Regions from separate parts of the Homo sapiens genome. Here region 2 is linked to region 1. The links are chromatin contacts, found by Hi-C in ENCODE. All regions are on one chromosome and are shown on one strand. The core of a region is the stretch at or near the end of the contact, and the rest is flanking DNA. Distances in the headings are between cores, read along the strand shown. Region 1 holds the start of GPR15 (G protein-coupled receptor 15). Region 2 overlaps LOC105374021 (a long non-coding RNA gene).

What was found. Hi-C counts contacts between places; a loop is a spot of excess contacts on that map. Pooled maps may share reads with other maps.
Region 2: a pooled map shows a loop between it and region 1 (14-fold over the local background). The contact joins the enhancer-like site here to the promoter of GPR15 in region 1. A Hi-C loop is called at or near these places in 2 of 37 single-sample maps with no recorded cell type and 4 of 50 pooled maps.

The regions. Positions count from the first base shown.
Region 1 is chr3:98,529,187-98,536,054 of GRCh38, reverse strand. It overlaps GPR15 (G protein-coupled receptor 15), which reads right to left and starts at 4,077. Exons shown (of 1, transcript NM_005290.4): 1 at 1,374-4,077. The coding sequence starts at 4,021. The coding sequence ends at 2,939. RefSeq lists a silencer at 4,057-4,216.
Region 2 is chr3:104,519,542-104,526,409 of GRCh38, reverse strand. LOC105374021 (a long non-coding RNA gene) reads left to right here. Exons shown (of 6, transcript XR_007096271.1): 4 at 3,021-3,161; 5 at 3,615-3,741; 6 at 5,774-6,868. Among named protein-coding and RNA genes, the nearest start is that of ALCAM, 840 kb to the left of the region's middle. RefSeq lists enhancers at 2,650-3,849, 4,346-4,625. Within about 2 kb of position 3,574, at least 5 of the 41 ENCODE cell types and tissues checked have a DNase peak (open chromatin) inside an H3K27ac peak, as active enhancers do.

The DNA of each region.
Region 1 (6,868 bases), core at 2,828-5,327:
TATAAATATGAGTCTGTGATTCTATGTATATCTGAATGTATATGTATATGTAGAATATCTACGTAAGTATAGAAATAGAAATTGTTCAAATTAAAAATGAAGAAATTTTATTATTATTATTATTATTATTTTTGAGACAGAGTCTAGCACTGTCACCTGGGCTGGAGTGCAATGGTGCAATCTTGGCTCACTGCAACCTCCATTTCCTGGGTTCAAGCGATTCTCTTGCCTCAGCCTCCTGAGTAGCTGGGATTATAGGTGCCTGCCACCATGCCCTGCTAATTTTTTGTATTTTTAGTAGAGACGGGGTTTCACTATGTTGGTCAGGCTGGTCTTGAACTCCTGACCTTGTGATCCACCTGCCTCGGCCTCCCAAAGTGCTAGGATTACAGGCGTGAGCCACTGCACCCAGCCTATGATTTTAAAAATATGCAAAATGTCAGACAACTAATTTGTAATAAACTTTTTAATGCTATTATAATGTAAATTACATTTCATACCAGCAGAATCCATATATGACAAAATAACATGTGAACTTAATCAAGCTTTGAACTTTTTTCTATTAGAGTTGTACTACCTATAAAATTATATCTATTTTTTTCTTTCACAACTGGTACATTATGAATGTAAAATAAACTAAGATTTTATTAAAGCCTACAATTATTATATCTATTTAAAGTACTAAAAAACCAATAATACATATTTTTATTTGGTGTTATTTTAAATATTCTCAGCAAAATTAAAGTGAAGAAGTAGAAATAAAATCTCAATATTTTAAAAATGAGAATGATTAAGTATTATTTGATGTTAGTTTGAAAATTTGTAAGGAGTAGTCAATAATTAATAATAGAAATCAAATCACTTTATAAAGTAACTTTTTACTCCACATTTAAAACTTTATTTATATTTATTATTTTTACAGTATCCTTGATAATTCTATAGACATAGATATTACCAACTACATTTAAGTATGAAAGGTTAAAATGACCTTACTAGTATCACAACATTAAGGGTGAAGCTAAAATTAATAGCACAGGTTTTCTGCTTTCCCAACCAATAACTTAGCTGATTGATTCAGCTATTTTTTAAAGGCAGTATTTTTCAAAGGCAGTAAGTTTCATGATTAGTAACAGTGCTTTTGCCGATTTGTTTTAAAGAAATGTGTGTCTTCTACCTTCTGTATTTTGTTTTTGTTTAACTTTTGGAGATCTATTCAATTGCATTGAATTTAGTTTTGAAGTTTTCCAAGAATATTTATTTGTTATTATTTACATGGTCTTTTCTTCTATAACCATAATAATTTACTAAAAGTTTATTAGAATTAGTATTAATATTAATATGTTGTTAGAAATTAATACAGTCCAGAAGAATACTTATGTAAGGAAATTATATTTTTATTTAATAACAGTTTAAGAAAAATTAACAAGTTAGCCAATTTATAAAACCAAAAACTGTATTTTCAGCTTCTAATTAGGCTACAAGGAGATGTCCGATATTTGAGGTTTCTCTTCATGTGAAAGATACATGAGATGAAATTAAATTGGCTAGTCTTTGAAAGGATTCTAAGTTTTTTCTGATTTTCAAATCTAATATTTAGAAGTAAAATGGTAATTCATTCAAGTCAACAGTGGAGGTAAAAACATAACCCGCTTTCCCTTGAATCAAAAGATGTTTACAATAGCATGCTTGCTGCTGCAGAGTCTTTTGTGGTTGCCACTAATTACATGTTTTTCACATCAAAGTCTTCAAAAGGAATATAGGTACAAATTGACTCAATAAATATTTATTGGGTAAAGGAATTCAAGAAGGTTTCTGGGTATGGAAAAAATATATATAAAATACTAGTGAGATCTTTGTTAGAGATTTTCTACTTTGGCTGAATACAGAGCAGCCTGTCTCCCTATATTACTGGATCTTATCTTGAAATTATAGGCACCAAGCAAATGATACTATAGGGAATGTGTAGCACTAACATTTTAATTAAAATACAAAATGATAATCTGCATCGGGGTACAGCTAAGCATTTTATGAGTTCCAATTATATTAGTAATAACATTTTCATTTGATAACTAGATAACTGGGTAATTAAAAACATGTAATTAAAGCAAAGTCAAATCCTAATTTATAAAGCCAATGGAAACAAAAGAGCATAGTAAAACCCCATTAAAAAGTAGTTGCTACACCATTATGAATGAGATACATTTTTATCAATATCTTATAAAGCAAATAGATGTTGAATCCTGCCATATGCTTATGTATTAAAATACTAGAAGACCATATGATAAAGTAAGTCCCAAATCATAAACACAATACAAAATCCCCATGAGTTTTTTTTTGCCAGTCCAAAGCCATTGTGAATAGGCATAGGATGAAGCACAATGTTGGAAGATGATGAAGAATCACGATACAAAGCTTTAAAGATTGAGGTCAGAATCTAGCTTAGTAACTCAGAAACAATTAATTGCACAGTGCAGGTATATTATATTTTTGTTACCTGCATTGTTACTGCATTTCTCATCAGATGAAAGTAGGCAGAATCATTTAAATGTAGTCCAATTTAGAGCCCAGTATGAAGGGTGGTGGGGATGAAGGTACCATGGTTTTTGAGAGAGGAAAGGCCCAAATGTGCATTAACAATCATGAAGAAAGGGACTGGTTCAAGCAGGAGCCTTTATCCAGGAGTTCAAGGACAGATGGGAATTGGATTTTGTCTGGTGGACTTGATTGGCAAGGGTCGAAGAAGGCTGCTTAGCTGAGAAAACAGCACATGGCCTAATTATATCCACAACACAGGGATTTTTCAGTCCTCTCTTTAAAAATGAACTCTTCCTTGCATCTATGAAGCAATGTGAATCCTATCATTAACACTTCCTTCTTTGTTGCTGACAAAAATTAACTCCTAAACCCACCAACAGAGCTTGAAATGTCACAGTTCCCTTTAGAGTGACACAGACCTCTTCCTCCTCCTGGCAAAATCTTCTGCATGAATGAAGGTGGAGAGAGCCTTAGTGAGGTGACTATCTGATGTCTCAGTGCTACTCCCAAAGTCATAGTTTTTCAGGCAAGGGCACAAGCAGTGGACAATGGCCCGGCGGATGTAGCTGTCGAAGATATAGTAAATGAAAGGGTTGACACAGCTGTTGGCAAATGCCAAGGGTCCACTCACCTCCATACCAAGCTGAAGAATAGCTGAGGGTAAATAGTGTTCTTGCCGCAACCCAGAGACAATGGCCAGGAACTTGAAAGTATTGAAGGGCAGCCAGGAGACAAGAAAGGCTGCCACGACAATAAAGATGATCTTTATAGATTTCTTCAGCTTTTTGTTGTGCTTTCCTGATTGCTGGTAATGGGCACACAGCTTCCTTGCAATGCAACAGTAGCAGGTCACAATGCTCAACAAAGGGACAAAAAAGGTGAAAATTAAGGCCACCAGGGACCATATGAGTTTAATTGGAGTTGCCTTTTTCTCTGCACAGTATGGCTTATCATCAATCAGCGTGAGCTCCCTGGACAGAAGAGTAGGCAACCCCAGCAGGCAGGAGATAAACCAGATGCTGGCACAGACTACATATGCACAGTCTGTCCTTCTGAATTTCCTGGATACGACTGGCCACACAATGGCCAGGTAGCGGTCAACACTCATGCAAGTGAGCAGGAGGACACTGCAGTGCATATTGACGGAGATCATGTAGGAGCTCCCTTTGCACAGGAAGGAGCCCGTCCTCCACAGTCCTAGAGATGCTTCTTTATCCACCCAGAGAGGCAATGTGACAAGAAAAATGAAGTCAGAGGCAGCCAGATTGATGATAAAGATGTCGATCAGTCTTCGGCTGCCGGGTTTGAAATGCAACGCTCCCATGAGAACAAGGTTCCCCAGCACTCCAGTCAGGAACACAGCTGTGTAAAAGACTGGAAGGAAGACAGAGGTGTAAGGAACATGGGAGTGGGTCTCCCTGATGTCAGAGTTTGGGCTCGTAGCATAGTAATAATCCAAATAAACTGAAGTTTCTTCTGGGTCCATCACCAAAGAGCAGATGCCAAATCTGGTGAGTTTACTTACATATGATGTTTTTGTATAAATTTTAGAAACCTCAAGGAAGCTTCTTTTATACAGTGCCTGCCTCTCTCTCTCTTTTTTCCCCTCCCTTTAAAGATCTTGGACAAACATGAAAGCCGAGATTAAAAAATGCAGTTTCTACCAATCCTCAGAAAGGGCACACAAGGAGCACCACTCTGATTGGTGTTGGTTGGTTGTGGTTGTGGTTTTTTTAATTTGCATTTGCTCGTGAAACTGAGGTGCTTTTTGAGTTATTTTTTCAAGATATTCAATTTATTTCTTTAAGGCCAGTAATTAAGAAGTGAATTAACTTGATTTTTTCACTTCCTTTAAAGACCTCCTTTGCTTTTGACACTGAAATTTATTTTGATCTAGCCTTCTGTTTCACATAGAAGATATTGTTCTGCTTTTAGAATTGTAAGGCAATGATAATGTATTCTTTTTATTTACTTTGTTGGCGAACTAGGAAGAAAACTAGTCTTTCATTGTGTAAAGAGTGAATGAAAAGTTTCCCAAATCATACCAGTATACAACTAGGTCAAACAACATGATTCCATTTAGGGCATGAGAGTCTCCCCATCTATGTGGCTCTTTCATTTGACATGTAGTCAATCCTGTTTCATAAGTTTTTAAAAATCCCCCCCCAAAGACTGGGACCACGTTTTCTGCTCTTATTATTTTAAGTTTTCCACTACAACTTGCATAGCATCTTGCATATAGTTGGTGCTTTGGAAATTGTAGTTTATTAGGTTTGATTCAGAAAATTCTTTTTGTTATCCAGCATATCTAGTAGAAATGAATTCATTGGGGTCTAACTTCAGGTATTGTTGTTATTTATGTAACTTACAAACACAGGTTTAACAATCTCAAGTTGCTATTTTTACCCTCCTATCTGCTATTGTAATTCAACCAGTGAAGTTCTCTTTTGTTAAGAGTTAACATCATTGATTAGGAGATTTTCTCCCTATTAACCCTCAAATACGCTTCATCAGACTCTGGATCCCCTCTGATCTTCTCTTCATTATACCACACCTGTGTAGCACTGATTTTTTTAGCTTCTGAGCCATGGCCTTCTGGTACCTCCACACATGGGTGAACATCACTTTTGGAATTGCTGATTGCTGATCTGGCAACAGATATACCTATAAGTGACATCATGATGGAGGTGCCAGCATGGACACTATAAAAGGGAAGATTTTTTAGTACATTTAAAACACTTGGGGAACAGGCTAAAACAGAAAGAATTCTATCACATTTTTCTCTCATATGTTTCCTTTTATATTATGATGACCATAGTAAAATATAACACATTTTGAAACGGACTCCATTTATTTCAGCTCTTTACTGGTCAAAGTGACTCAAGGCTCTCTTGCACTATTCTTCTCTCCTATCTGATTTAATCTTCAGAATTCTAGTTTCAGGTTGATATTGCTATTCATAGAAAAATGTATGTTTGTAGATGAAAATATAGTCATTAAACATTTGAAGTCCTTTCTTAAGTTGTTTTTTCATTTGTTTGTTTGTTTAATTTTTGAGACAGGGTCTCACTAGGGTCTCACTTTGTCACCCAGGCTGGAGTGCAGTGTCTTGAACACAGCTCACTGCCAGGCCCATGCAATCCTCCCACCCCAGCCTCCTGACTAGCTAAGACTACAGGCATGCACCACCATGCCCGACTAATTTTTGTATTCTTTGTAGAGACGGGTTTTCGCCATGTTGCCCAGGCTGGTCAGGAACCCCTGAGCTCGAGCAATCTATCCGCCTTGGCTTCCCAGAATGCTGGGATTACAGGCATGGGCCACCAAGCCTGGCCCTACTGAATTGTTATTTCTTCAGTAATTAGTATATTAAAAAGAATCATCCTGCCGGTTGTACTTCCTCCTTCCCTCTTCCTCCTGATATGGTCTAGTGTCACCTGAGTCTTAGGCAAGTAAGCTGAGGTCAGGGAAGGATAAAGGCTCCTCTGACCTGGGACAGTCCCAGAAGTCACTCTGGAGTTGATTTGTGGGCCTGAGCCTGCCTTCTCCTGTGTCCCTGGCTGCTGTGCGCAATTCATTTAATTTCATGGAGGGCATATTCTTTACTAAATATAGACTACAGATCAGAGAAACTAATTAACCGCTTTGACATTTCTGGGACAGAAATCTTTCCCACTGGGTAAGCTTTAATTATTTAATAGAATAATTCATTTTGTCAAAAATTGAAGTAGGACAATATTTACTCAAAAAAGATTAATAGGGTAATATAGAATATTTAAACATATCATCTATATCTGTGTGCCTGTGTGTTAAAGTACTAATCATATATATTCTTTAAGTGTACTGAAATTTTAATATTAGAATTTTGTACCCTACAATCATAAGTTCTTTTGGCATTTGAGAAAATAAGGTTGATTCTGGGTCTACGGTTTTTCTTCTTTTTTTTAATCCTTTGATATGTCTCAAGAATTCAACATAAAGGTATTATAAAATGGAAAAAGAGTTCATGCTCATACTGTAGAGGAAAATATTTGGCTGCACATTCATTCTGTATCCCTTAAATTTTTTTTTTCAAATTTCAAAAGTTGCTGGACCGCTGATGTAAACTATCTCAAATCCAATTTCCTCAGCAAACTATTGAAGCAGTTGTAGATAAAATAGTTTGCTTTATCATTATGTGGCCACCTTGAAGTATGATATTTAATGGTAGAATGTTACAATGTGAGAATACCCACCTTGGATCAACAGCATCTTTGTACCCAAATCAGAAAACAAATTAAATGTTTTAAGCCAAAAACGTTCACATAGCATAGTGCCAGTCTTTTAGTACCTC
Region 2 (6,868 bases), core at 2,325-4,824, 6.0 Mb before region 1:
TACTGTCTTGTCAGTAGCAACACTAATAGGTAGAGTAATATTGGGAAAAAATAATGCTTTTGAATTTTTTGTACACTTAAAAAACATTACATATGACTGCATTTTATCATCATTTAATCTAGTCATCTGATTATATCATAACAGTGAAATACTGCATTTTACAATTGCCTGTATCCAAGATTTCCCTAAAGATACAGTGAGGAGAGACTATTTCTTGATGTGGTGATTTGTGATTACATATTTATAGGTCCACATATGTGTACACTTGGGGTTGTACTAGATACTACATTGGTAGTGGATATTAAATGCAAGCTTATATGGCATGTTGATTTTATGTCTTAGGAATGAGTATAAACTTCATAAAAAGTGAAACTAATAATAAACAGATAATTGAGATGTTGTTTGCCATCAGTATTGGATCATACGCATTACACGATGAAAGTTTCTAGATGCCAGTAAGTAAAAAGGAGCTGATACTTAGTTACTAATTATGTTCTGAATTTAAAGAAGTGCTCATCATAGAAATCATTTTATATAAACTGTGTTTAAAATCTAGTTATTTGTGAAGTAATAAAGTAGGCCTAATTCATAAATTTATATGCATATGAATTTAAGCACATGCATCTATAAGCAGAATTATATATACAAACAATGATATTAATAAATATATTATTTATCATAACTTAAGGCAGCGTATCTTATTTAATTACTGAACTGAAAATATTTTTACTCCAGTGACAGAAATGTACTGCAAAGCACTAATAAAATGCAACACGTATTGCAGATAAATCCTCTCCATATTGAAAACTTTGAGATTTATTGTGATCTATCATCCCAAGATCTATTGAGAGTTGAATAACATAAATACACAATTTATGCCTAGGAGATAAAACATGGATAAAAAATACCATGATCTAACAATGCGATTTGAAATCTGGCATCTAATTTACACACACAAACACACACTCACCCTTAAGTCTAGTGTGTATTGCCTTTAGTGCTCTGACATTACTAAAGGTAAACTATTCTAAGACAAGGTTTTCCTTTGTAGTGGTGGAGATACTTGTGGTGCCTAGTTGTGTGTGCAAACACACACACACACTCACACTCACATGGCTAACCAAACCTTGAAAATTTAAGTTGTCTTTTGCCCTCTCATTTCACTTACTGAAGGCAGACAATCTCTTCATGTATAATAAAAGCAATTCAGATTTTTGTAATGTAATTTTCTTAAGCCACTGACCTATTCCATTTCTCTTCATCTGGTTCTGATCTGAGGATAATTTATTTTATAATCTCTACTACTAAAGAAACAAGGTAAAATAAGTGAAAGGAAATAGTATTGATAATAATCACTTTATGACACTGTGTTGTAAACAACACCCTGATAAACCCTTTCCTCCATCTTCCACTGAGTGGACAGGGGAGTAAAGATGAAGCATTGGACGATGGCAAAAGGAGTCAACTTCAACTCATTTTGGCAAGTAGACATCTTGTGTCCTGGAGATCATAATTAACCATAATGTCAATGAAGAGTGACTATGGAAGAATTGTGCTGCTAAAATCATCTATTGACTAAAGAACCACAACCATAAATACAAAAGCAAATGCTATCCCATTTTTTGAGCCTAAACTTAATACATTTATGAGATGTCTTGAAATACAATTATTTTTCACTTGTAAAAAATATGAAGTCCTTTCAAAGTAGGAAAAAAATTATCCTATTTTAAAAAATATAGGAATGAATAGACTGTGGAAAACATCTATTTTATTTTTTAAAATGATATTTATTGCGTATTAGTATTAAATTTCCTAGCTGTCTCATTCACTCACACTCTGAACTATCACAGACATAACATTTTATGTTTTTAACAATTATTTTGTAATGCTAATTATATACAAAATAAAAATACGATTTTTTTTTTTGAGACGGAGTCTCGCTCTTGTCACCCAAGCTGGAGTACAGTGGCGGAATCTCTGCTCACTGCAACCTCTGCCTCCTGGATTCAAGCGATTCTCCTGCCTCAGCTTCCTGAGTAGCTGGGATTACAGCTACCGGCCACCACGCCTGGCTAAGTTTTGTACTTTTAGTAGAGACAGGGTTTCGCCATGTTGGACAAGCTGGTCTCAAACTCCTGACCTCAGGTGATCCGCCTGCCTCGGCCTTCCAAAGTGCTGGGATTACAGGCGTAAGCCACCGCACCTGGCCAGATATTTTTAAGTTTTAAAACTTAACTTTAAGTTTAAATCATAACTTTAAGTTATGATTAAATTTTATGAATTTAAATTAATTTTTTTAAAGTTGAGTTATAAGTTTTTGTATTCCAAAAGATTTTAAAATGTATTTACTTACAATCTTGTTATGTTGCTTTTCATTTTTTAAACATAAAAAGTGATTAATAATCATATAGAGAGAATAAAATTAAAATATGCCATCTCGAAATATAATTCTCTGGCATATTTTGAAATGGCTATTCAGAAGGACTGCAGACACAAGTATGGCTCTGGAAGCTATCCTTTGTGGGGGAGATTTGCATCTGTAGAGAAAACTTTCATTAGTAAAGTAAATAGCAAATGCAGAGGCTTTTTATTAAGGTATTCTTATCTGGATCTTGGAAAAATTAACTCACAAGAAAAGGAGATGAAAACGTTAACACTTACAAAGTCCTGACAGTGAAACTTTTACCAAAGACTACTGTCTACTCTGAGGGCTGCTACCTGCGAGGCTTCAACTGCATAAAAAGACAGCCTTTGTCACCAAGTCTTTTTTCCCCATCTCTCACCCATAACCTGTCACCATGCTCCAAGCCTCAATTTCTTTCTATAAAATATAAAAACTTTGTCATTTGGCTCTTCTTTCAATCTCATATTCATAGACCTCTCGTGTCCATGTGCACATTGATAAATCTGTATCCCTTTTCTCCTGTTAATCTGTCTATTGTCAATTCATTTCAGCAGACTCAGACTTCAACATTCGGGGGAAAATTTGAACTTCTCTACAGTTTTGGTATCTTTGGCAGGATTATAGCAAATCACTCTGCCCACACCCGAGGCTGCAGCCAGAAACCACGGAAACTGACAGACGCCAGCAAAAAGAAAGAAAAAGTTAAGAAATTTCTTACCAGTAATCCTCCTTGGGTTTCTGCCTTAGGACTAGTCAGGTGAGTGGTGAAACTCCATTTTCGTGTTTCCTTCTTTCTAAATTTAAAGGAGAGAAAATATTTTTAAAAGTTAGTTCTTTAAATTTGTGTCCCTTGTGGACTTGTTTTATACCTATTGATAATTAATCTTTAAACATCCAAAAATGGTCCTTGTTTTTCTTGTCTCTGTCCTTTGTGTGGTTTGGTATAAGGAGAAAAACCATAATAAGCTTCTCCTTTCATCTTGTTTTTGTGTCTTGAGAAACTTGGCTTTGTAATCCCCAAATTTATTTTCTGGTCTTCACTACCCAGGAGGGCATATTTGCCAGACATATACTAGGCTGGGAATCTGAAATGTCTGTTTTTCCAAATGTGTAGGTTCTCAAAAAAAAATTGCCTTTGTTATCTCAGCCTTCATTGCCTAACAATTAATGTCTTTGCTTTCTTCTTCTTCTTCTTCTTTTTTTTTTTTAGGTGGAATCCTACTCTGTCGCCAGGCTGGAGTATAGTGGTGTGATCTTGGCTCACTGCAACCTCTGCCTCCCAGGTTCAAGCGATTCCCCTGCCTCAGGCTCTGGAGTAGCAGCAGCTGGGACTACAGGTGCGTGCCACAGTGCCTGGCTAATTTTTTGTATTTTAGTAGAGACGGGGTTTCACCATGTTGGCCAGGATGGTCTCGATCTCCTGACCTCGTGATTCACCCACCTCGGCCTCCCAAAATGCTGGGATTACAGGCATGAGCCACTGTGCCCAGCCCAACTTTGCTTTCTTGAGCTATTGTAGCAGGACAAGCCGCAGACAAAACCCCTCAGACACCAAGTTGTAGAAGGAAGGGCTTTATTCAGCTGGGAGCATCGGCAAGCTACCATCTTAAAATCCGAGCTCCCCAAGTGCACAATTTCTGTCCCTTTTAAGGGCTTACAACACTAAAGATTTCACATGAAAGGGTCGTGACTGATTTGAGCAATCTAGGGGGTACATGACAGGGGCTTCATGCACCAGTAGTCAGAGTGAAACAGAACAGAGCAGAGAGTTTCACAATGTTCTTCCATACAATGTCTGGAATCTATGGATAACATCGGTTGCTAAGGCATGAGTTGATTTTTAGCTACTAGGCAGGCCCAGGCCTGGTTTCGGGTCTGGTTTTGGGTCTGGTGCCTGGTGCCGGGCTGCCTGCCTTTGGTTTCACTTCCTTGTTTCTTCTTAAAATAGGTACTGAGTATGAAACAATGTAAAACAATATGAGAAGGTCTCTCTCTTCCCTCACTATCTTTGGGAGGAGCTTTAAATATTGGGAGGAGTTGCGTGTACCCTTTTTGAAATGAAATTCTTGTGTTTATTGATTTTAAGCCATAAAAGGGCTTATTATAATAGTTTTGAGTCACAGATGAAGTAGGTACACATTTGGAGATTTGGAAACTATCTGTATGACTCTTGACATTCATTAATGATCCCTACATCCCCACCCCTTGTTACGGTAGGTAGCTAATCAGACATGAAGAGAGCAGGAAAGGGCTTCCCCAACTCCCTGACACACACACCAGGAATGTCAGGTGACCATCAGGTGATGATCAGGCAGTTGTTAACTGTCTCTCTAAAATAATAATTGTTCACAGTCAGTGCCAGGGAAAGGCAGTCTCCGAATAAACAGAAACACCTGAAACTGGTGATCAATAGCTTCCTGACAAGATGTCAGGATTTGGAGGAGTTGGCTCAATCATGCACATTAAGAAGCAAAATGGCAGAGTTTAACTGGTATATGACTTTCTAGGGACATTTGACTGATAAGGGAAGAACGCCTCAAGTGTATGCATGCATACAACTCTAGTAAACACACTGTGCCTGCTCCCCTCCCAAGTGCTGACAGGCCACTGCACATATAGACAGCCCACCCCAGGGGAAGAATCGGGGGGGAATGAATGCAAGATTCTGGAAGCATCTCAACTTACAAAACCCAAAGTCAAAAGGTCAAACCGCACACTTGATCTCTCAAGTTGCCCCGTTGGCCCTCTTCCAAGTGTACTTCCTTTCATTCCTACTTTAAACCCCCTTTATTTTATTTATTTATTTATTTTTTGAGATGGAGTCTCGCTCTGTCGCCCAGGCTGGAGTGCAGAGGCACGATCTCAGCTCACTGCAACCTCCGCCTCCTGGGTTCACGCCATTCTCCTGCCTCAGCCTCCCGAGTAGCTGGGATTACAGGTGTGCACCACCACACCCAGTAGAGACAGGGTTTCACCATGTTGGCCAGGCTGGTCTTCAACTCCTGATCCTCAAGTGATCAGCCCTCCCAAAGTGCTGGGATTTACAGGCGTGAGCCACTTTGCCTGGCCTTTCAAGCTTTTTAATAATCTTTCACTCTTGCTCTAAATCTTGCCTTTGTCTCTTTCCCCCTTATGCCTCCTGGGTTGAATTATTTCTTCTGAGGAGGCAAGAATTGAGGTTGTGGCAGACCAGTACAGATTTACTGCCGGGAACATGCATTGGTGCTGTGTGACTTGGATATGTTCTGCTCCTAAAACCCTAATGTGGATGACTTATTTTTCTGGTTTTTTTGTTTTGTTTTGTTTTGTTTTTGTTGTTGTTTTTTTTCTTATTGATTGATCTCTTATTTTGATGTTTTATCTATCCAGGTCATATGAAATGATCTGGCCTTCATGCACAGGTGGACAACCAAAAGTTTAGGAGCCCCAAGAATATAGCCAAACAGAAATGTGAGTTATACCTCATTTGCAGCTAGTGAAGTTTTGATTTTTTGGCTGGTCTGTGGGAGTGGTCTGAATCTTGGAAGAACTTCGTCTTTCTGTTTCGTCTTTGGAGTCCTTGGTTACAACCATAGAGAGGCTACGTAGTTTGGTCTTGAGTCACTTGTTAAATATATCTTTAGTTAAGATTTTGGTTTATATTCAGAGAATAATTTTTTTTTTAACTTTTCCTTTTTCTGTTTGCTTCCTGCATTCTCATTTGAGCTAACAGGAAATTTTATATTCAAAAGAAGAAATTTGATTAGTAATTACCCTGAACTTCTAAAAACTTCCATTATTTCTTTGTCTTTTGAGATGTAAATTCTCTCTCCAGTCTTACCTGAGAAATAATTCCTTTTTAAATGCAAATTTCAAGGAAAGAAAAGCCAGGAAACAGAAGTGTTTGCTGTTTGTTTGGCTAAAACCTCTAATGAGATATTTAAAGATTTCTTTTTTAAGAGCTTTATGGTCAAAAATTAACTTAATTAAAAGCTGATATTCAGGCTACAATTTTTTTAAAAGCCTCCCTGCTTTTTCTGTTTTGGATCCTGTTTCTACTATGGAATTTCTTTTAGTCCACAGAAGCTCCTTTTAATTATATGTTCGTTCCTCTGTCTACTTCCTTTTTTGTTGGCATGATTTCTGCTGAGAATAATATAAAACTTTATCGACCTTTTTGAAAACTCCCCAGTTTGCTGCTTTAGGATTTGTTCTTCCTTTTACCTCTGCCCCCATTTCTTTTGTCATCTTGATACTCTTTGAGGAAGGAAGAAAAGGTGCCACTGACCCTCTTTTTCCTCCTCACGAAGCCTTAAGAGTGAGAAGTCAGTTCCTCTCAGGTCCAAGGCTCTATTATCTTTCATATGAAGCTCCCTAATCTCCTGGCTCTTAGGAGGTGGAGTACCAAGGCTTGCTTTATAACTGACAAGTCACTGGTAAGAGCTACAATTTTAAAGGTAACTAACAATGTTACAGCAACCAGTT